2 separate regions of the Mus musculus genome follow, and region 1 is linked to region 2. Evidence: chromatin loops called from intact Hi-C (ENCODE). Cell type or tissue: heart. All regions are shown on one strand. Links, peaks and the distances in the headings refer to the core of each region. The heading gives the core; the rest is flanking DNA. Region 1 overlaps Lrrc28 (leucine rich repeat containing 28). Region 2 has its middle 24 kb from the start of Gm33926.

Region 1 (11,298 bases), core at 3,299-11,298, 51 kb after region 2:
AATTCATCTTTTTTTATTACCCCTGAAGCCCAATGGCATGAAGGTTTGTTTATTCTTTCATTTTTCTTCGAAGAGCTTTATTTGAGCTCCTAAATTGAAGTCTATGGTCCATTTAGAATTTTTTTTAGATATTGTATGAGTCGGGGGTCTAATTTTATTCTGTTACATATGACCACTATTGCAGTATTATTGATATTTTAAAAATGGCTATATATTCACTCATCAAACTATCTTGGAACCACTGACAAATCTGAGTTGATTATAAATGTAGGGATTGATTTCTGGAATCTCAATTTTATCCTAATTATCTACATGTGTATCTTTGTGCGATTATTGCATTGTAGCAAGTTTTGAAATTAGGAAGTGTAATCCTCTTAAGATTATTTTGATATTCAATATAAAAGATAAAATATTAATATTGTGTCTTTTTCTGCAAAAGTGCATCTAGTATGCTGGCAATACTAAATATACTTCTATGCTCAAGCTATGGCCAGTGAGACAGTCCCTCCTTGCTGTCTGTGGATTAAGATGTAGAACTCTCAGCCCCTTCTCTAGCACCATGCCTGCCTGGATGCTGCCATGCTTCCCACCATGACAACAATGGACTAAACCTCAGAAACTGCAAATGTTTCCCTTTATAAGAGTTGCCTTGGTCATGGTGTCTCTTCATAGCAATAAAACCCTAAGACACCTGGCCAAGTTGCTTTTGGTCATGGTGTTTATCACAGCAAAAGAAAGCTAACTAGAATGCCATGTAACTTTCTGTCCCCTGGCTTTGCACTTTGGTTAAATTGTTTCTGTATGACCATTACCACAGATTAATAATTGTTTTATATAGTTGCTTTTTAAGTCAGGAGAGCAAGAGGATTATGCAGAATAATGAATTGAAGTTATCATACATTAAAGAGTTACCTTTACCGGCACTCTGTGTAGATATGTTACTGTCTTTGCTCATGTCAGCCTGATGAACCCTGGTTGCATCACTGCATGGAAATGTGCCCCTGCTAACTCATCTGGGATGCTCTAACTCTGCTTTTGCTTCTGATGACAGGTGGAACACTGAGTTCTTATTTGATAGTCATTTACTTTCTGCTCTTGAATATGTAATTCCACTATCTTCCGGTTTCCATGCTTTTGTGAAGATCACCTAAAATGCAGCTACTCCTTCCCTATCTCAGGACTGCCTTTGATAACATGACTATGTGACTTCTTGGTATACAGAGCTTCCCGAGTTGCCAATCAGTGATTTTTCACCCAACTGGAGTCTTTGGCTATTTACAATTTGTTTTCGTCTTCGCCTTTTTAAAAGTCCATGTAAGCTGAAGTTCAGAGCACAGGTCTGAGAGGATTTTTCTTCATCCTTTTCGTTTCTGTCCTTTAATAATGGGTTTTTTTTTTTCAAGACAGGGTTTCTGTGTAGCCTTAGCCATCCTGGAACTCACTCTATGGACCAGGCTGGTCTTGAACTCAGGGATCTGCCTGCCTCTGCCTCTGCCTCTGGAGTGGGATTAAAGGTGTGGGCCTGCCACCGCTGCCACCACTACCTGGCTTGGAAATGGATCATCTTAACTGACCAAAGTCTTGTTGCTCTTCTGGCAGCTCAAACATGTTGGACGCAGCTTGTCAAGTTTTCACTGTTGTTAGTGCATTCGGCTTCAGAATTTACGTTTCATATTTTCTATTTGGTAAACATCACTTTTGCACTCTCCCCACGCTGGCCTGAAACACTGTAGGGGTAACTGAGACAGACAACCTTCTTGCCTCTACTTGCCAAGTTGGGGATTGCAGATATTTGCCACCATGGAACCCAGGGCTTCACATGTTCCAGGAAGGCGCTTTTACCAACAGAGCTACATCCTGGTTCCTGCCTTTGGTGTTTTTAGACATGTGTTTTCTATACTTCAGAATATTTAAATTAACATGCTATAAAGTCTTTGTCTAAAAATTCGATGTCAGGACTTCTTCAGGTACAGTTTCCACTTGTTTTTCTTACATAATTTGTTTTACTTTTTTTTTTTTGGTCTGGAAAACTGGACACTTTGGAGGATACTGTGGTGACTCAGGTCCTACTTACGCAGCCCCTAAGCGGTTTCCTATAGCTGTGGCTTTGGTTTTAGTGAGTCTAAGTGGTTCAGCAGTGTCTCTATCTTTGTGATAATTGTGCACTCGTGTCTGCTCTGGCGGTTTAGTGATCAGCTAATGGTGGGACAGAGACTTCCCTACCTGAGCCAGTAAGTCTCACCACGCGTTCTTGGGACTCAGGGGACACATTGGGGCAATCCTGCAACATGCAGAGGTGACAATGCTGCTTTTGGCTTTGTCTGCTTTTACAGAACCTCAAGGGCAACCTGAGACAAGTGCTTTGGATACTACCAGGCCTTTCTTGAACAAGAATAGGACCCTCTGGACATGCAGAGCTCTGCATTGTGAGTGTCCATCTGACTACTCTCAGGAAAGGGACATCAAAGCTTCCTTCCTCAAACCCTCTGGCTGCCTCATTCCTTTAAAATGCTTAGCCCATGGCTAGTTCCACAGGCCACCCACTAGATCTAGCAGCCACATGGTAATCAATTCTCTGAAGATCTCCCAGCAAATGTAGCATTGGAAAAGCTGTGATCACAGCTGGCAAGCTCACATGATCTGGAAATGAGGACCCGAGAAAGGCCCAGCCATCCTGCCCCACCGTGTGGCCCCTGCACAGCTGCTAGCTCAGTTTTGTGTCCTGCAGTAGAGATGGGAACGGGGCAGGTTATTATAATCAAGGCCCCCCAGTCTGTCGAGGCCCATCAAACACTGCCTGGATTGCTGCACTTTTTAGTAATTGTTGAGTTCTGAAAAAAAGTGGATTCTAACACCCTGGACAATTTTCTCTTTGCTTTTATACAGTATGGAGAATTTTCAAATGTCTTTTACCCACCACTTTACTGGCTCTGACCAAAATATATAATGTCCCCTTTCCCTTAACAAAATGAATTTGTTTGAAACAGTGAAGACTCTACCACCTACGTTTCTGAGCATTCACATAATTCAAGTTCAGTTATTCTAAAGATATCAATTATTCCATAAGCGTATGACCAAACTACACATAATACACATTTTAGACAAAGACTATGCTCCAAGTGAATGTATGTGTACGTACATGTACATACACACACCCCCTTAGGACAGTATGAAGAAAGAAAACCTGATAGTCTTTATACAGATAAAAAGGTAATCCTCTCCCTACAGCAAAGTGACAAACCCAAACCTAGTAACTCTTGTGTATTAATTACATGTAAAAATGATCTCCAACCCACCCTCTGTCCCGCCTTCGCTGTGGCTGCCAGCACTTCGCTGTCTCTGAAGTGCAAAGGAGCATGCAGTCAGTCCCGCATGCTTCAAAGGGCATCTTAGACTGAGAAGCACCGTCTTTTTCTGAGGATGACAGTCGCTGGGCTATGCTCAATGCCTTTCCTACAGACACCTGCATCACTTAGATCACTAGCTCATGTCACTGGGAGGTACTTCCTGGATGGGGACAGTCACACTTGGGTTTAAACATGGAGCTCTTTTCAGGGGTATGTGCTCGTTGAATCCTCTCTGCTTTAAGAAAAGGCAGGATGTTCAGAGTTCCTGGGGAAACACAGCAGAGCTTCACGGGGGCAAACTAGAAGGCAATCACAAAACTCAAATTATGTGCTGGCCCAGGGTTCTATTACAGTTCACAAATATAAAGAGTGCATTATGTCTCAGTATCTAGTCACCGGAGCTTTCATGGTGTCTGTCCATTCCCAATCTGGGTTCATAATTTAAAAATAAATTTTAATTTCCACCGAAGCATTTATCACACCTGAGCTTTCTATAGTCAAAATAAGGTCTGAGTTTTCAACCTGAGAAATTGAACTTTACTAATAACTTTAAAGCTGGTTTGAAAGTCCCCGGAGACTGTGAAATACATGTATATATTTAAACAAAATTGCACGTGGAGCCTGTAAAGTGGTGAAGGATTCTTCTTAGACTGTATTTTAACTCATCATCCTCGATGTGAGACAAACGTGAGATGCTTGTCAGTCAGTCGGTGAGTTGTCTGTGAAAGGCTGTCGTGAGTGTTCATGACCAAAAGTGGTTCAAGAAGAGGACCAGAGAGCAAGCCCAGTTCACCACTCTGCTCTGCCAGTCAGAGTTGAAACTCCTCAACAACTAAAAGTTACTATATAAATGCATAAAACTGTCAACATTTAAATTACACATATGCAATATGTATATCTATTACACATATATACTAGTTGAAAATACAGAATTTTTCACTTGCACAATGTTAATGTAATCAGGACTTTTTTTTGCTATGGTAACAATTATACTGAAAAGCATCAGTGGAGAATCAACTAAAAAGGCCTCTTTGGTTCGATTATACATCATAGAAAGACCTGTCCTCAAAGGCTAGCTTAGCTTTTAACTTAGCATTAATCAACCACACATGGGATGAAGATGAAAACTTACCTAAACAGATTACATTTTCCAAGCAGCCTTATTATATTATTATTATTGTATGAAATATCTGTCTATCTGATCAGAAGAAACAACATATAGGGCTGGAGGTATAGCTCAGCAATAGGGTACTTACTCAGCATGCAGTATCTCCAGGAAAGGGAGGGAGAAGAAGGAAGGGGGAAGAGGGAGAGAAGGACAGAGGGAGGGAGGGAACGAGGGAGAGGGAGGAAAGAAGATACAAAATAAGTCTTGCTTTTTTCCCAAAGCTTTAGACACAACTGGAGTACACAGCATACAGGCAGGATCCCCTCGGTTGATAGCAGCTTTTTATAATAGCAAAAGATTAATGATGATGTCAGGGAGTCCAGCACAAGGTCTCCATGAGGAACAGCACCAGAGAAACCACCTTGTAAGTTCTACTTCTCATCAATTAAGTCCAGATACTGTACCCTAAGGTTGAGAGTGACAGCCTAGAGGTTGTGTGTCCAGGCCCTGCTGTGGTTCAGTACACTGCAGTAACAGGAGGAGAGAAGACACCTGGAGTGTAAACACCTTTATTAAGAATTTAAACAAGTTAGAACAAAAGTATCCCACACCTTCTCTCAATGAGAATTCCTGAGTATCAGGGTGACATTTCATAGCTCCACTTAAGACATAAGATGGTCGAGGGCAAAACACAGATGCAGCCCTGTGTTTCCCTGTCGTTCAATTAAGTCAAGCACGGATGTGAAGTGTCAGGCCACATTTTCCTGCCTTCAGCTTATATACATGTCGGGGTTGTGCTGAAACTTCCATTCTTCCGAAAGGATGAAAGAAGAGATACACTTGATCCAGACGCTCAGCTCCTATTATACTGTAGGCCTTTGAAATATTAAGGCTGAACAGAGCAAGTTGTGAAAGGGACGGGAGGAAGTAGGGACAGTGGCCACACATGGCATGCATGGCCGCTTTCTGCCTCTGCCATTACTTGGAAGAGTCTGCTTTTCAGGCAGCAGGTGGTGTGACTGCAAAGAGATCACACACTTGTCAGTAACTATGTAGGATTTTTGGCACTGTTAGAGCCTAGAATTACAGTCAGGCTGGCTAACAAAATGTCACCAACCAAAGTTTTGGGAAATAGCTTTCCCACCAAGCAAGCCTTCTTGATTCCCCTTTCAGTCTTGTCTTACATAAATCATACCAGTAAACAGAGAACTTTTACCCCCCCCCCAAAGCAGCCCAACGAACACCTGAAAGTAAAACAGATTATGGTGGCATCCTTTCAGAGGAAGAGCCAATCAGCTGTCCCCCCAGAGAGCTCATCTCTCTGGCAAGGGAAAGCTCATGGGATTTTTGCAAAGGTGGGATGTGGACCCGTTCATTCCTTCTGTTTCCCTAGGGAGAAGTCAGAGGAAAATGAAGGCAATTTCATGTACCGGGTAAATACCACTAAGCCCCATCCACAGCAGAGCATCAGATGCCTCAAACTTCCCAATTATAGGAAAATCTTAGCAAAAAAAAAAAAAAAAAAATTCAAAACTTCTTTTTCTATAGTAGTTTAGAACAAAAGTATATTTAATTTGTGTCTACATTTTTGTTTTTAAATCCCTCTCAAAAAATGTCTTCCTAGGTTGCAAAACTTAGAAATAAGACAGGAAGTTTCCAGAGGGCGTGTGCTCTGGAGCCAGCTGTGCCTCTGCAGGAGCCTAGCTGCTCCAGCCCGGGCACCCTGCCCTGCTATGCTGGCTGCTGAGGCCATAGGCGTTGCAGAGACTCTAGAAAGTGACAAGTTTCCAATGGAGAAGCTCCTAAGAATAATCTCCAGGGGAAATCATCCTCTGGGGGAAGGCAGGATCATCACCAAACGTATGTCATCCAACAGTTAATTTGGTTCTATTATCAAATTAAGAGTTCTTCAGGGAACTGCAGCTCGCTTTAAATTAGATGTGGGGAAGCTCATTTGACTAAGTTTATATATGAGACACACTCACATACAAAGAAAAACACAGAAGACAACACGTCCTTCATTTGGGGGAGGATGTATTCCGACTTGAGGGAAAAGCGAAGGCCTTTTAGTTGTGAAGCCCAATCAGGACATTCCCAGAGTTCAGCACGGCCCTCCTCAGGACAGGGCAGGCAGGATGGAAGGGTCTGTCCTGCCTGGCTGGACTCTCCTGGCCTGGCCGCACACACTGGCGATGGAAGGCAGTCGCAGTGGCTGAGCTGGCAGTGCTCCTAAGGCTCTCGAGTGTTTATCAACACAGCAGGTTAAAAGTCCGCAGACACTGGGTGGAGCAGCAGTAAGCCACGAAGCCAATACTTGTCCTCCTGGGGGTGGGGAGAGACAGAGGGAGAGAGGAACACTGTTAGCTCAGGAGTGCAGCGTCTGGTTCTTCCCCACTGGAGACACTTCATTCTTTGTTAGAACAAGTGACTAGGCATGAATAGCAGATTGCATTGTAGAAATGTAAGGTGCCGTTTTCAATCTAAGCCCAGGCTGCAGGTAAGGCGTGTGTGTGCATGTGTGCCCCTTCTGTTAGAGGGTTTGGATGACAACCATACCTGTTAACAGCTAAGCTTTTTCATCTTCTAAAGGGCAATCAAAGAACATGAAATACATTATAAAAGTCTCAGCTAAGTATATTTTTTCACATCTATATTTCCATTACCTGGAGGCTGAGGCAGGAGGATTGCTATGGGTTCCAGGGCAGCCTGAGGTACAGAGTCAGACCCTGTCTCAAAACGAAAACAACAACAACAACAACATAAAAAGAAAAAGCACCACCAATTTAGCTATAAAACACACAGGCTGCAGAGCGTGAGTCCTCCCTACCATCTGAAGGAATCCATCCTCACGCATTCGCACAGAGCGCTCACAGAATAATTTCAGAAGGCTTATGTGACTCCAAGGTCTTACATAATGGAGATGCTCTTCTCCTGCTTGGGCACCTTTGCCTGGTGAGTCACGAGTTCCCTGGGGATCCTCATGTGCTTTGGACAGCACAGGCTCGTAGAGGCTCCTCTTCCCACCCAGAGAGCCGACGTCTGGTGTGGGGAGAGTGCTTTGCTGTTTTCCCAGGACGGCCTGTGCTGACTGCTCAGCACTGAATCCTAACTCTGCCTTTCTCCCTTGAAGCTGCACTGCTCATCATGTGCACTCAAAATGTCAGATGGAGTGACAGAGAGTGGCAAGGCTCTGGGAGAGCGAGCAGTTGGAACACTCAAAAGCCACAGCATCATGGAAGTCTGTGGGGTGAGAGAGCCAGTTCTGACTGAACAGAATTAAAGACCAACCAAACTAACTAACCAAAACTCAGATATGCTTAATGTCTTCCAGCCCCAGTTCAAGACACAGTGAGAGAATTTCTATGGTGACCCTTAAAAAATAATTTTCTCATGAGCTAAAAGATATGGCTGAAGCCCACATTCAGAGGATAGCAAATCAGATACCAGACTAAAGGTATCTTGTTTTTCATATGTAAGTGTGTGTAGTGTGGGTGCCTGTTTGAATGTGCATGTGTATGCATAAATGTGGGGACCAGATGCAGATACAGTGCATCTTCCTTGATCTTCCCGCCTTGTATACTGAGGCAGGGGTTCCTCGGTTGAACCTAGAGCTCTCAGTTCAACTAGACTGGCTGCTTGGCTCACTTTTCCTGGGGACTGGAATTACAGACAAGGTGGTCTGCCAACACCACTTTATGTAGGTGCTGTGGATCCCAACTGAAGCTGGCCCACCTGTGCATCAATTACTGCTTAGCGCTGGGAAAGGGCTATGTGAAGGTCTTTAGGTAAGGCAAAGATCTGGGTTGATGAGGACAGGAACTTAAGGCTTTGAACAGAACTAATCTAAGAATCTTGAGCCTTTAGAAATTTCATCATATTGGAAACCAATCTATCTCCTAAGAACATTAATGTTCTCTTACATAAAAAAGGTTTCAATGGCCTCCCGTAGGGTGGCTGCTGGAGAAGGAAGTGCCTAGCCTCTCTATTGAGGCAGGACCCATCGTCACCAATACTCAAGGCCTGTAGTACCACAGAGAGACATAAGGGACAGTATGAACATTTTTCAATACATAAACTTGTCAGCCTAGAAGATCATTATCTTGAAGAACACAAATGGCCAGAATTCACCTCTGCTAACCCATGGAACCTGTGACCACTGAAGAGGTTGGATTTGTCATTTAAAAGATATTCCATTACCAGATGGGTTTCTTAGACCCTAACAGTTAAATCCTAACAAGTAAAGACCAATAAGGCTTTAATACAATTTCCTTTACAGAAAGGAAGAGTTTCCAACTCATGAGGACAATATTTGCTTGACTCCCAAATCAAACAGAAACCAAACAAACAAAACCTGAGCCCCAGAACATTATAGACTAACATCTCTCATGAGAATAGACTAAAAGTTACTCAACAAGTAACATCAAAAGGGATTAAAACAACAAACAAACAGACTATACACAGAGATCAAGGGAGAGCCACTCTGGGCATGTAAGGGGCTGAATAGTTGAATCTATCAATGCGTCAACAAGCTAACTAAGGAGAATCATGTGATCTTAATAACACTTATACAAAGCATTTAAGCTGGGAGTAGTGCTTCATGCTGGGAAGACGAGAGCTGAGAGGATACAACAGGACAACGGTCATGAATTAATGGCTAGCTTGGATTACATAGTGAGTTCTAGTCCAACCATGATTACAGAATAAGACCTGTACCTCTAAAGAAAGAAAGGACTGGAGAGATGGCTCAGAGGTTAAGAACACTGTCGCTCTTGCAGAGGACCTGGTTTCAGTTCTCAGCACCTACATGGTGGTTCACAACTATCTGTAATCCCAGTCTAGAGGACCCAACAGGCATGTATGTGTGCATATACATATATGCAGGCAGTAATATACAAAATAAAATAAAGAGAGAAAGAGGACGGCAGGGGAGAGAGGAAGGAAGGGAGAGAGGCAGAAGGAGGGAGGGGAAAGAAGGGAGGAAGGGGAGGGAGATGGGAAGACAAAGCATTTGACAACATACACTTCTCACCCTAAATGGTATTAGCAACGAAAGAGCAAACGGTGTTCCCTTAAGATGACAGATGAGAAAAGCAAGGAGTTCCTCTCAGAACCACAGCTGAGTGCTAGAAAGTCTAACCTCTGCCATAGAGCAAGAAAAAGGCAAACAGAAGTAAAGGTCTTATGTTCTGGCTATGCAGAAAAATCCTTGTAATGTACAAAAAAAAAAAAAAAAAACCCAACAAACAAAAAACAAACAAAAAAACCTAGTAAGCAACAGCAATAAGACAGTTGCAAAAACAAATTGTATTTCTTTATACTAACAATGAACACATGGAAATTGAAGTAAAACTACCATTTATGACTACAAAAAGAAAACCAAATCTCTGGGCATAAACAAAGCATTTTAGCATCTGAATGCTAATAATCATCAGTTGCTGATAAAAGAAATAAAGGAAAGCCTTGTTAGTGGAGACACACCACACTCATCAGTAGGTCCAGGACTGCAGACATCAGTTCTGAGCAAACTGATCTCTGGGCTAAATGTAATTCTCATAGGAAATCTAAAAAGGGGTTTTGGAGACAAAACCAGCCAGCCAGCCAACCAACCAGACCCAAGAATAAGCTAAAAAGCAAAAACTAAAACAAAAAAACGTAGACCCAAGAATGAGCTAAAACAACTTCCAAGAGAAGAAGGAAATAAGCTGTCAACTCTCCTTGTGTTAAGTCTATGACAGCTGCAGGTTGATGCTGGGTGAGAGGCAGATCGATGAAATGAACCAGGATCTTAGAAAAGCTGCATGAGTGTACGTAACAGAGATGGCTGATCGACGCTGTTGATCAGCAGGATTTAGGATCATCATGGAACCAATCCCCTGGGCATGTCAGAGATTTTCTAGATTAAATTAATTGAGGTAGAAGACCCACCTTAAAGGGCAGGTGGCACCATCACAAGTTCAATGTTAGCCTGGGCTACAGAGTAAGCCAGATGTGATGCCACCTTTAATACCAGTACTCAAGAGGCACAGAAGGCAGATCTCCGAGTTCAAGGCCAGCATGGTCTATGAAGTGAGTTCCAGGACAGCTAAGGCTACACAGAGATAACTTGTCTTGAGAAACCAAGAGACAGAGACAGACAGAGACTTTGTCTCAAACAAACAAACAAACAAACAAACAAAACAAAACCAACTAAATTAAGCAAACCTGTCTTTAAAAGACAAAGGGCAGTAAGGAAACTTGGCTTTGCCGAGCTCTCCTTTGTGGTCCCAGGGAATTGCAGCACGGCCAGTGCTAGGCAAGTGTGCTCTGCCCTGATCTGTCTCCAGCTTTTACTTTCCACTTTGAGACATGGCCTTTTTTCTCACTATGTTTTCCAGGCTAACCTTGAACTTACTCAACAGCCCAGGAAGATGCTGGAGTTGCAATCCTCTGCCTCATCTACTCCCTGGTCCTGAACCCCCAAGCCTGGCTGGAATTGTTTTTCTTACTGTAGGAAATTATATACGCTTTTTGTTAGTTTCCATTGCTGGTAAGTTTTGTTTGATAGTGTGGGGTGGTAGGGTCTAGGGACTCACATGCTAGGCAAGCACTCCGATGCTGAGCAATGTTTCCACCCTTCTCTGTTACTAAAGTCAGAACTCTACCTGTAGTTATTTTTATTCGACATTGGGATATATACATTTGTATAAGTCACAAGTAAAATGGCTTTAGACACAAAAGATATTAAGTGTATAATGCATTTTGGAGAATTAGCTGATAAAAGTGGACTCTGCCTTTCACGATTTATTTTAGCTTTACTTGTTTGTGTGTGTTTGTGTGGGGCTGTGTACACGAGTGTAGCTGCCC
Region 2 (11,988 bases), core at 1,939-9,938:
CTATGAACTCAAGCGTAATGAGCCGTGACTGCTTTTGAAAACAAAGACTTTGCCATCAGATTATTTTAAGCTCCAAACTTCCTTAGTGCATTTAAAACAGAATTCGATTTACAATAAAGCTAATTAACAGAACACACAGGTCTTTAGACATACACGGGTTATGTGAAACCGAGAGCACTCATATTAAAATATTCTTAGCTTCTTTAGTTCTGTTTGGATGAGCCCTAGAGAGGACAACATGGATTTGAGAGGAAGAACGGGTCAGGAGATTGCAAAAAAGTGTTCTGAACTTTACAATAAAGGTTCTTGGCTAACGGGAGTGCCCAACCCCCCAAACATCTCCTCTTATCTCTTGTCTGCCTCTCTCTTCCTCTCTGCAGGCGCACCCCACTTCCAGGAGTGCTTGGTGATATCTTTGCTTTGATAATAAGTGCATATCAGAACAGTGTTCTGCCCATGGGGACCAATTTCCTTTTCCATCACCTGTGGCCTCTCAACATGAAATTATAGGTAGAAACAAGTAATTGTGGTTGGTGGCAGGTCCCAAGGCTCAGCTGCCACCAAGGGACCTGGCCTGTGCACCTCGCTTCTTTTTCCTTTCTCCCACCTCCATCCAGGATGGAGAACATGTGAGGCTTGATCTTCAAGAAAGTGGGTCTACCCAGTTAGAACACAGCTCCCTGGCTGACATCTTCAGGAAACTTCTGGGACTAGCCCAGTTACCGGGCATCTGTAGACCTTCCCCAAAGCAACATCTGGAGAAAGATGTTGCCAGCCCTGTATCCTAACTCTGGTCTATCAATGACCCCTGTGGGAATCTCCACACTGGAGGGAGGGGTTGGAGGCCAAAAAGCTTGTCTGCACATGCGCGCGCACACACACGCGCAAGCGAGAGAGAGAGAGAGAGAGAGAGAGAGAGAGAGAGAGAGAGAGAGAGAGAGAGATTACCACAGTGCCCATGGCTCTGGCTAGAGTTTAGAGTTACTGGTGACAGTGCCTAGTCGCCCAGTCAAACTCATGCCAATAACAAGTAGGAGGTCTAGGAGTTTGGGATGTAGGCAGTGAGAGAAACCTCCCAAGCATGGAAAGGACATGGTTATGACTGATCAGTTGAACGAGGAAAGGGTGGAGCCGATAAGGTTTTGGGAAGAGGGAGGTTTGGGGTGAAGTCTTGAGTGCGAGTGAGGGAGAGGTTGCTTGGCTTTATGAGCCCTGATCTCAGCATCAAGAATGCTGGCACCAGTTGACTTGCGCATTCTTCTCCAGCATCTTCACACCCCATAGAGGTGGCACCCATCTCATAAGTCGGATGGTCCCACAACCCCCAACGAGCTCTTCCCACCTTCTTTCTCCCTGTGGGATGCCTGTGGACCTTTGTCCCCCACCAGCTGGCCTCCTGGGCCGCTGAGTTCTCTTTGTAGTGGGGGGCCCCACCGATAAGAGCCCACTCACAGCTGCCCACCCACACCAGCCAAGTGTCATGGAAGGAATGTGGTGGCAGCTGGTCTCGGATCACAAGACAGAACCACCCAGGACACGTAGTCAGGTCAGGAAGCGCCTCCCGGAAAGGAGAAGCCTGAGCAGGCTGGAAGGGAGGCGGCTCTCGGAGGAAACCAGCACAGTGACTCAGCTGCACTTCTGTGGGATGCAGTGTGCACTGCCTGAGAAAACAAATTCCTCCAGCAGGTTTATCTCCCTGGGGAGGAGACGGAATCAGAAATGTGTGGTGGCAGCGAGGGAGGCCCTGGGCTCCTCCCAAGCCAAGAACCTAGTGCAGGGTTGTCTGGGTCAGCCAGGCTAAGTAGGATGGAGGATGAAGTCTGGTGGGTACCACCCATGTACCACAAGCCAGATCTAACCATCCCATCATTAGGGGCCACAAGGAAGAGACAGCTCCTTTGGAAAACACCAAGGGGCATTGCTGAACAGTTAAAGCAAACATAGGCATTGGGTTTTTGGAAGCACGCTATGAAAATCTCCATGGCGACCTGCTGGGCTTTAAGCAGGAAGCCTCTTAGGCTTGACAACAAGTGGGAGGAAGAGGGCATAGTTCAGGCTCATGGGATGGTGGCTCCTGATGGTGTGTAACTTGCCCAGCCATTCCCTAGGGCCCTGAACACCAGGTCCCAATTCCCCATCTATATAGCAGCAATTAGACTCAAAGAAAGAGGGTAGGTTCCCATGCATAGCTTGGGTGTGTGGAAGAACCTGCCCCGGGGAGCAGCATGTCACCACTTAGGTAAATAGGACCAGGTAGGACCTGTTCTGGAAAGCCTCCGTCACACCTTAACGATGGCTACTGGGATCTACGTGTGGCTTTTCCTCTGCCTCTTCTTCTACCTCATTGGCTTCACTCCTGAAGCACCAGTATTGCCTAGGAGCATCTTAGAAATGCAGATCTTAAAACAGAACCTAAGGAAAAGGGTCTGACTGGTTCACAGCCCTCCTGCAGGATGAGATGCCTGCTGGCTTGGAAAGCATGCAAGCAGGTGGCTGTTGGCCTCATCAGAATCACCTCCGGAACTTGAAAGTGTGCTGATGCCTAAATGTTCAAGGAGATAAACACTAAGCAATGAGGACACATTCCATGGTTCCCCATTAATGTGTGTAAGTTTTAGATTTATATGTATTAATTTAAAATTTTAAGTGCGGGAAACTGGGTCTAACCCTCGGTAATCTGGGGTTCGCTGGCGGGGTTCAGGCTGTGCATCAGGATTTTCAACTGTCTCAGGGTAGAGTAAAATTTCTGGAGGGCTTGTCTTACGGTTGGTTCCCAATTAGAACCTGAAGGTCACCTCATAATGGGACGGCTGCCCATGACACTCCACAGTCTGCCCTTTCCTTGGCTAGGAAGAGTTTCTTGGGCTTTGGTGTACAACAGAACCAAGCTGGCTGTTGGGGGATATGGTAGTCCACACAGATTCCTGGAGTCTTCTGCAGGTAACCAAGTCAGCCATGGGGTAGGACCAGGAAATGCTTCTGTGTGCACCTGATTCTAGTTTCATCTCTGCCATATCCCCTGGCAAGTAATGTCATGGGGGGTCAGCTTGCTCATCCAGGGAGAACAGGGCAGACATAACACATTTCCGGACTGTCTCCCCATTGGCCTACAGTTGCCTTGTGCAGAAGAAGGCTTAGTCAAGGGGGTTTGTGCTGTAGCTGAGAGATCAGGATGTGGGTGAATGTACCACCCAGCTCCTAGCAGCTGGGGACAAGGGATATATGTCAGAGCCTAACTGTAGGGCTCGACCAGATAAAGAGCAGATTCCAACAAAAGCTGAGCGTACCCAAGAGGCTCTCTTCTGATGGACCCTACACCATACATCTTCAGTTTCTGTTCTTTGTCTCCTGAGCACACCCAGCTGCAGGCATTTAACCTGATAGAAGATTTGCTTCTTGCAGAAGGAGGTCAGGTGCGGGGGAGGCAGATGGAGCTGTGAGAGGGAGCACTGTGGAGCTGTGAGAGGGAGCACTGCGAACCTGGAGCTCCCCATTCTGCTGTCCCTAGCATCCATTCTGTCCTTAGTCACCAGATCCCTACCCCAGTCAGACTCAGCTTCTGCATTCGGGCAGGAAGTGGTGAGGAGACAGGGCGGTGACCATGTCTGGAACACCACACTTCCCCAGGCGCCCCGGCACCCGGCCACGTGCAGCTCACTGGTCAAATGGATTCTCTCCAAGTCCCAGCTTCCCCAAAGCCCAGCTGCTTGGAACACAACCCAGGTGGTGAGGCAGGCTCTGGGGCAAGAGTAGAGTGGGCTTTCTGCTGGCCACAGTGGACTGTGACAACTCTGGGCTGGCTCTCCTCCAACACTCCCATGGCCAGGTCACAGTGACCCTGCCCACAGGCTGTTAGAGGGCAGAATAGGCTTTCCACTCCAGAGTGTCCTGGATACAAAAAGCAGAGAACACATCCAAAAGCTGTGCCATCAGGAGCAGAGTCCCTGACCGGGAAGACTCATTCGAGCATCTTTGATGAGCCCTGTGGATGTAGCCCTGTGCTTGAAGGCCTCCTTTTCCATACTCTTCTCTGACTGTCCAATGAATCAAATTTGCATGGGGCTGTGGGTTAAAAGTCTAGTCTAAGTACCAAAACTGAAGCCTGCCTGTCTGGTCCCTCAGCTCTTATCTGTCTGACTTCCCCACGCCGATCACATCTGCAGCCTCACCTCTTCCAGTGGGTGTCCGTGTCTCCCTCCAGCAGTTTCTGGCTCCAGAGACTGACTGGAGCTCTGATCCAGCTCTTGTGGCCCAAATGCTCCCAAGCTCCGTGCTGGAGAATCAGGCAGGGCCTCCGTCATACCCTGGGCTGCAGGGTGTCTGACCTTGGGCAGGCAGCCTTCTGACCTTTCTTGGTCAGCGCTCCTAAACCTGTAATGAAGAGATAATGCTGCTGTCTCCACTCAGGCAGAGGCTGAGAAGGGGGGCTAACGAAGAGCCCAGCACTTGGCAGACCTAAGCAGCCCCAGAAATGCTTCATAATCAAAACGCCTTTCCCCTCTGTGGAAAACAGAGATGGAGGGAGAGCATAAAGGATGGAGCGAGGAGAATGGGGTCACAGCTTTGAGGGGAGGAGGGAAAGGACAGCATTCCTGAGTGCACAGCCCCTCTTTAGGCTTGTGACTTTCTTCATATGTGTCCCAAGGAGCCCATCACTCACTCAGCAGGTATGTGACCACAAGCCCTGTGCTACTTCATTTTGAAGCAGGGAACAAAGGTCAAAATGTCCCTGCCCCTGCGCATTGGTCAGCCGGCCGTCAGCTTCTCAGGGTGCTGGTTGAGAGGATACTGTGGGTGTGACCCCTTTCCCTTCGTTTAGGTTTAAAGAAATGAGACTCTGAGCAGGGATTATGGCTCACCCTGGACTCCTGAAGGAGGGGGTTTCTTCCTGGGGTGACCTGAATGCTCTCCCTGGGATCTTGACTTCAATCTTTGAAGAGGTACCTATCTCCCTCCCTCCCTCACTAAAGCCCTTCTCTGCACCACCCTGCCCCTTGTTGTCCTTTTTATGAGCCAAATATCAGGCCATAGGCTCTCAGGAATCAGGCTCCAAGTTTGCTGTCCCAGGAACTCGGAACCTTTATTTAGAAGGGTGGTGTCACGCCTTGTCATCGGTGGAGAAAGGTAGAGTGGGCAAACAGAGCCTGTGACAACTGACCGACCAGCCGACCGACCTATTGTATGCTCAGCTCACACAGTGCTCACCCCGGGGAGGAGGAGTCTGGAACTTTGATCTTCTAGAAAAGGCTCAAGAGGTGGGGGTCTGCTCATTGTCCTGCAGCCTCTCAGGGCTTTGTTCTCGCTGTGGCTTGTCCTTCCTGTGAGTGGCTGACCTCACTTGGGAGAGAGAACAGGCAGAACAAAACAGATGGACTGAGCTTCATACAGGGAGTGGTTTCCCCCTCACTGACAAGGCGAGGACAACAAATCACAGCAGAGGGTCACGGGGAAGTTGCACAAGTCAGCTTGGGGTCTGGGCCAGGGCTCAGTTTTGTAATTAGTTGTAAGGAGCAGGGCATGGGCCTTTTGGCGATGGAAGCAGGAGGGTTGCCTAGGAGTTCTAGGCCAATCTGGGCTATAGAATAGGGCCATGTTTTAAGAAAACAAAATAGAGCTGGGTAGGCATGTAGCACAATTGTAATCCCGCCAGTGAGAGGTAGAGGCAGAAGGATCCGGTATCCAAAGACAAGGTCTTTCTTCCTTAGCTACATAGAGAATTTGAGGCCAATCTGACAGACATAAGACCCTATCTCATAAAGCAGACAAAATCGTTCTTTTTTTAAAAATGGCAGGGCTTGTAACATAGCTCCGTGGTAGAGTGCTTGCCACGCATGCACAGAGTTCAGGGGTCCATCCACAGCACTGCATAAACCAGATGTGTGACCACACACATCTGTGATTCCAGCACTCAGTGGGAGGAGGCAAGCAGATCAGAGGTTCAAGTTCAAGGCCATCCTCATCTGTGCAGGGAACCCGAGGCCAACCTGAGCCGTGTGAGATGCTATAGCCTTTACGCTAATAAATTCAGACTTGGTCTGTACTGACTTCTGCCTCCCTCAGTCCTCCCCTGTGAAATTCCGTTGCTGGGGCAAAAGCATTCCTACTTTCAGCATGAGGCCTTTAGGCTGCCTCTGGGATTTAATGTTTAAAAGTGGGTACCAAGAACACGCTCGTGAGTCAGTTTTCAGGGCAGGTCCGTTTTGTAGACACTACTTGGTAGAACGGTGTTTTCTTGGCATTTTTATTTAGTTGCTTCCAGGCAACTATGTAAAATGGACCTCTAAGATGGGTTCTCTCAGCTCATACCCACTTCCAGAAAGTGAAAGCGCTTCTCTTTCCCCACCCTCCTGTCTCTTCCTCTTTTCTCCTTCTCACTTGTGAAAGAAGCCTGAGCACCCCCTCTGCCCTCCTCCCACTGTGAATGGCTTTGAGTGTCCTTTTGCATTCGGGCGGCCACTCAGTATTTGTTCGGGGAACAGTCTCTTCCCTTCCACCTGCTACCCTGTTCTCCTGTCAGTTGTTGGGCTTCTCCTTGATTTCGAGATGTTTGCTATGTACTAAAGACAGCGGTCTTACCTAGTGTCTCCTTCGTTTTCCTTCTCCCAATTGCGGTGACAGTGGCCAGCACTGTCACCTGGGGCCACGAGAGGGTTTCTTTGCATAATGTTAAATAGTAATGTTTTTAAAAGATTTTTTAATGATTTATTTTTACTTTATGTACATTGGTGTTTTTCCTGAATATATGTTGGACCCCCTGGAACTGGAATTACAGACAGTTGTGAGCTGCCATGTGGGTGCTGGGAATTGAACCTAGGTCCTCTGGAAGAGCAGCCAGTGCTCTTAGCTGCTAAACCATCTCTCCTGCTCCAGATAACATGCTCTATGTCGTGGTTTCTGGATTTATGTTTTAGAAAGCTTTCTCTATCTCGATGTTTTTAACTCACCCTCTGTGCCCCCAAGCCCCATTTTTTCAGGTTTATGGTCAGGAGCGTGGGCTTCAGGGATGGATGGTTCAAAGGCCAATGCTCCCCCCGCCACCCCTGTTTCCTATGCCTCACTTTGTAAAATAGGGCTTAATAAAACCAGGTTGGAGTCTTGCTTCTCTAGGGGATTTCTGCTTTGATCCTTAACATGAGAAAAGTGAAAAAACAAAGGAGCATGGACCAGAGAGACATGCTGCTTCCTGCTCTGCTGCCTCTAAGACACAGGCTCTTTCTGGGCTGCGCAGGATTGCCGCCTTCAGTGACTCTCAACCTAGAGTCAGGAGCTTCCCAGAAAAGGGCTCTAGGCTCTGTCTCAGAGTCTGGCAAGTCCCAAGGCACTCAGGAGCTCCCGAAATCCTATCATGAGCTGCACTGTGTTCCTCCTCAAGATTCACTTGTTGAGGTCCTTACTCCCAGAACCTCGGAATGTAACCATATTTGGAAATAATTAAAGAGATAATTAAATTAAAATGAAGTCCTTAGAGGGCTGCTAAACCAATTTGACTGGTGTCCTTATAAGAGAAAATTTGGACAGATACACACAGAGAGAGAGAAAGAGAGAAACACACAGAGAGAGAGACAGACAGAGAGAGACAGAGACAGAAACACAAAGAGAGACAGAGAGGCAGAGAGAAGACAGAGACCGTGTAAAGACACAAGAAGAAGAAATGACTATTTGAGTTAAGAAGAGACACCCTAGAAGAACTGTTAACATCTTAAACTTGGACCTTGGCTGTCAGAACTGTTAGAAAGAAAGCTTTTGTTGCTCCAGCCACCCAGTCCGGGGTGTTTGAGGGCAGCTGGAGGAGACTAACATAGAGGCTGTGCCTGTCCTGTGCTGAGCAGTCAGGTGGAGGATTCCTTCTCTCTGATTCTCTAGGCCCCAGATTATTGTGGGAGAGGTATGGATTGTATGGCCATGCCCCAGGTACAGACAGCTGTCCCCAGCCCTTTTGGTCCCATGGTCACAGGATAATTTGAAAGATAACATGTGAGGCTTTGGGTTTGGACCAACATCAGAGTCAAAGAGCAGGTGTCCAAGCTGCTGCTTTGTGGGATGTGGACAGAGCCCTCCACAAGGACTTCCCCCAAAGGCCCAGAGACAGCTGCAGTAGGAACAGGTGTGAGGTTGCGGGAAGTGGGAATGGCAACATAGCAGGGTGGCTGAAGGCCACCATAGGAAAAGAGAGTAGGCACCTACATCTCAGACACACGAGTCTCCTGGCAGGCCTGGAGGTGGTGAGGCCTCCTGAGGGTGGTGGGCCTGGCTTTATGTGGAGAATAGTCATGGCCTCTGGTGGGTGGTTCAACAGTACATCTCAGCACTGCCAAAACACTCCTGGGTTTTTCCTTCCTATATCCCTAAAAGCTGGCCATCTTGACCCCAGACTGGTAGGGAACTGAAGCAGAGGGGAATGCAGGGACCGATGGGTAAATACAGGAGTGTTGCTTCCAGTTTAAAGGCTTACCAAATGTGGGAGACAGCCCTGCCTGGACAGACAGTCTGCCTCCTTCCATTCTTCCCCCAGCCTTAAAAAAAGCTCTCCTTGGAGGGAAGAGCTGAGCAGAAGCCTCAGAGGCCTTGTGAAATATGAGAACATTTACTCCAAGACAACAGCAACTGTGTGTTACCTGTTTGGCGCTATGTTGGGACATCATCTGGACCTGAGATCTCGATGGGCCTGAGTGCTGTCCTGGACCTAGCTGTGTCCTGCAGGTAGACCCTGTCTGCTAATGAGTCAGATTGTGACAGATCGCCTGGCTGGCTGCCCTGGCCCGGCACAGAATGACAATGGTGGTGTGGCCTGCAGAACTACTTGTAAAGGTGCCCACAGGGCAACTGCCCTTCCCCAAATGCAGATGTCATGCCACCAGACAGGAGGTCAGGAGAAAGCTCCTTTTCCAGGGGTGAAAAAGCCTGAAGCTAGAGAAGGCAAGGTGTCCTCCAGGAACAAACAGGATGGAGTTCTGAACTGGCAGGAATGTCAGAGAGAGAGAGAGAAGTAGTCATCTTGGCTGGAGAGGCAACTCCAATCACCCAGGGTTGGGAAGAGTCCCATGGCAGGGTCTCTTACTTTGTGGAAAAGGGGCATCCTTCCTGCTGGGAAGGGATCTCCTGCAGGTTGTCATGTTGCTGTCTCCTTTGCTGGCCCTTGCCCACTAGGGCTGTTGGGAAAGCAATGCCTGCAGCCCAGCAAGCTGGGGACAGCTCTAAACCTTGATTCTGTGCCTTGTGCTGGCTTATGTTATGGCTGGTATCCTAAGATTTGCTGGATTCTCTTCTCTTGGTCTACTTCCTCTGACTCAAGATTTTTATTATTATTTTCTTTTTTAGACCTTGCTGGAGGCTTCAGATCTCATCTCTAAAAAATGTACACAAGAATAAAATGTCAAGCCGGGGAGTTGGCTCAGTGGGTAAAGAGCTTAGCAAGCATGAGAACCTGAATTCAAACCACTAGCACCCACGTAAAAAGCCAGGTTATGTGGCTCACCTGTAATCCCAGCATGGGTAAGGCAGAGACAGGAGGATTCCTGAGGCCTCCTGAAGACTGCTGGGAGCAGTAAGCTCCAGGTTCAGTGGGAGTCCCTGTCTCAAACAACTACCACCACCAACATCAACAAAAACCGATCTTGAGCAAGATGAAGACAACCAGACATCATTCTCTGGCCTCCACATGTTTGCCTATGTGCAAACACACACACACACACACACACACACACACACACACACACATACATATGCACGCACTTGCCCACACATGTGTACATGCACAATAAATAAATAAATAAACTAACAACAACAACAACAAAACAAATAAAATGTTCACAGTTTCCAGGAGTTCCCTGTGTTGCCTAGCTCCAACCAGTAGTGATTTCCAATCTTAACTGTGCATCACAGTCACCATGTGTGCTCATTACAATACAGATGGCAAGGCTTGACAAGCTCACAGTGGCCTGGCCAGTGTCCCAGGTCATCAGATGCAAGGTTTAAAATCACATTCCAGGAAACCTTCCTCAAAAGATCTGGAAAAGCCCAGGTGAGGCTCCCACTTTGAGACTGTCTACAGATGAACTAGTCTTAGCATCCCAAAAGAAGCTGCTAACATCGCCAAGGAGCCTGCACGATCAACGTGGGGAGAACCTGTTTCTCTTCCTAAGGCCCACAGAGTCAAAGGATGCTGGTTGCCTCCTTGTGACAGGATGAGATTTGGTTCCCTCTCCTTGGTTCCATCTTCAGGGGCATTTCGAGGGATCTTTCCAAAGGTAGAAGTAGTCCCCACGGCCAGTGGCGTTCCCGAGGGGCCCGTTAGATTGTTACTCCTCCGTTAGCTGGTTTGAATTTGGAATTCTAATCTGATTGACTAAGTAACTTTCGCCCTAATCAGAACAGTAGGGTTTGTTCTTAATCTGCAACCGTTTAATCTTCCGTCTCATTAATTGTACACGGGTCTTTATAAATATGCAGATTGGAAAGGGAATAAAAGATTATGTGACCTTGAAGAAACCACATAAAATAGGTGTACATTTTCCCAGCCTCCAGTCTCCCTTTATTATGCAGATGTGAAAATTGGTGAGGCTCCAATTCAGACTACTGTGGGTTATGGGCAATCTTGTAGCCAATTAGCATCCAGCATTCTGATGAGCCATCCAAGTTTAATAATTAGTATAGTATTTACATGTGAGCTGCTTGCTGTGAATTTGCATGTAAATAAAAATGTGGCTACCAAACCCAGTCAGCAGCAGTCAGCAGCTGATGAGGGGAGTCAGAAAGGCCCCATGTGAAAACGGAAACTGCTTATGCAGGGAAGGGTGAATGTCTCCGAGCCTGGAGTTGAGCCCCAGTGAAGGACAATGGCTTAAAGTAGGGAAATGGTCTTCTGTGCGCATAGATCTGCCTTCTGAACACATACAGTCTTTCCTTTGATGCTGATCATTTCTCTTGAAATAGATGAGGAAGAGCTTGGGGTGTGAAGCCAGACAGGATGGTGTCTTAGTTAGGGTTTCTATCGCTGTGATACGACACCATGACCCCAGCAAGCTGGGGAGGAAAGCATTTATCCGGCTTACACTTCCACTCGGAAGTTTACCACTGAGGGAAGCCAGGACAGGAACTCAAGCAGGACTGGAACCTGAAGGAGGCAGGAGCTGATCGAGAAGCTATGGAGGGGTGCTGTTTACTGGCTTGCTCCTCGTGAGTTGTTCAGCCTGCTTTCTTATAGAACCCAGGACTTTAGCTTCCCGGGGATGGCACCACTCAGAATGGACTGGGCCCTTCCCCTTGGATCACTAATTAAGAAAATGCCTTATAGCCAGATCTATAGAAGTGTACTTCTTAATCGAGGATCCCTCCTCTCTGAAGACTAGTTTGTGTCAAGTTGACATAAAGCTAGCCGGCACACTTGGTTATCTGGTTATAACTGTGACTCTGCCACCTATCTTCTGGGCCTCTCTGAGTCTCCAATTCTTCATCTTTGCAACTGGTAACATGTCATATTCCCCACAGGCCCGGGAGGCTTAAATTAAATGAGATGACATATGGAATTCCTGATGCCCAAAGACTGCCCAGATCCTGCACATTTATGAATGCGTTTATTTTCATCTTCCTATTGACAAGATACAAGGACAACCAGGGAGAAAGTGGTTCCTTATGGCTGGATTGGCCCATAGGGAGAAACCTGTGTTTGCCTACAAGGAGTATGTTTGCAGTGAATAAAGCCTTCCTGGTTAGTAAACCACCAGACTTTCTAGAATCAATGGGGGCACATAAGTCAGAGTGGGGAGATGGAGTTTGTAGTTTGCTGAGTGGACCTGGTGTGCATGTTAGTAAATGTGAAGATTCCTCCTCTGAAATGCCTGGACCAGAAGGCTTTAGAATTTTGAAATATTTGCATATGAGTACTGAGGTATGTTGAAGATGAGACCTGCACCTAAACACGGCATTCACTCACGTTTCATATGCTGTACACACTACACCTCATACACAGAGCCCAGAGGTAATTTTTAA

The links. Peaks named below come from ENCODE experiments on the same cell type or tissue, not always from the same donor. Only the 100,000 strongest peaks of a DNase experiment are listed, where the experiment ranks them.
Region 1: a loop joins it to region 2, with 1.8 times the contacts of the local background. A loop is called at or near these places in 2 of 42 quality-filtered maps.

The regions. Positions count from the first base shown.
Region 1 is chr7:67,508,402-67,519,699 of GRCm38, forward strand. Lrrc28 (leucine rich repeat containing 28) reads right to left here. Exons shown (of 10, transcript NM_175124.5): 10 at 5,009-6,777. The coding sequence ends at 6,705. Among named protein-coding and RNA genes, the nearest start is that of Gm34079, 6.7 kb to the right of the region's middle. In heart, for the core only: a CTCF peak has its summit at 6,770; DNase peaks (open chromatin) are centred at 6,180 and 6,680; H3K27ac peaks cover 381 bases.
Region 2 is chr7:67,458,448-67,470,435 of GRCm38, forward strand. No RefSeq gene overlaps it. Among named protein-coding and RNA genes, the nearest start is that of Gm33926, 24 kb to the left of the region's middle. In heart, for the core only: no CTCF peak of the experiment used is centred there; DNase peaks (open chromatin) are centred at 3,074, 3,624, 4,274, 5,314 and 1 weaker place; H3K27ac peaks cover 3,573 bases.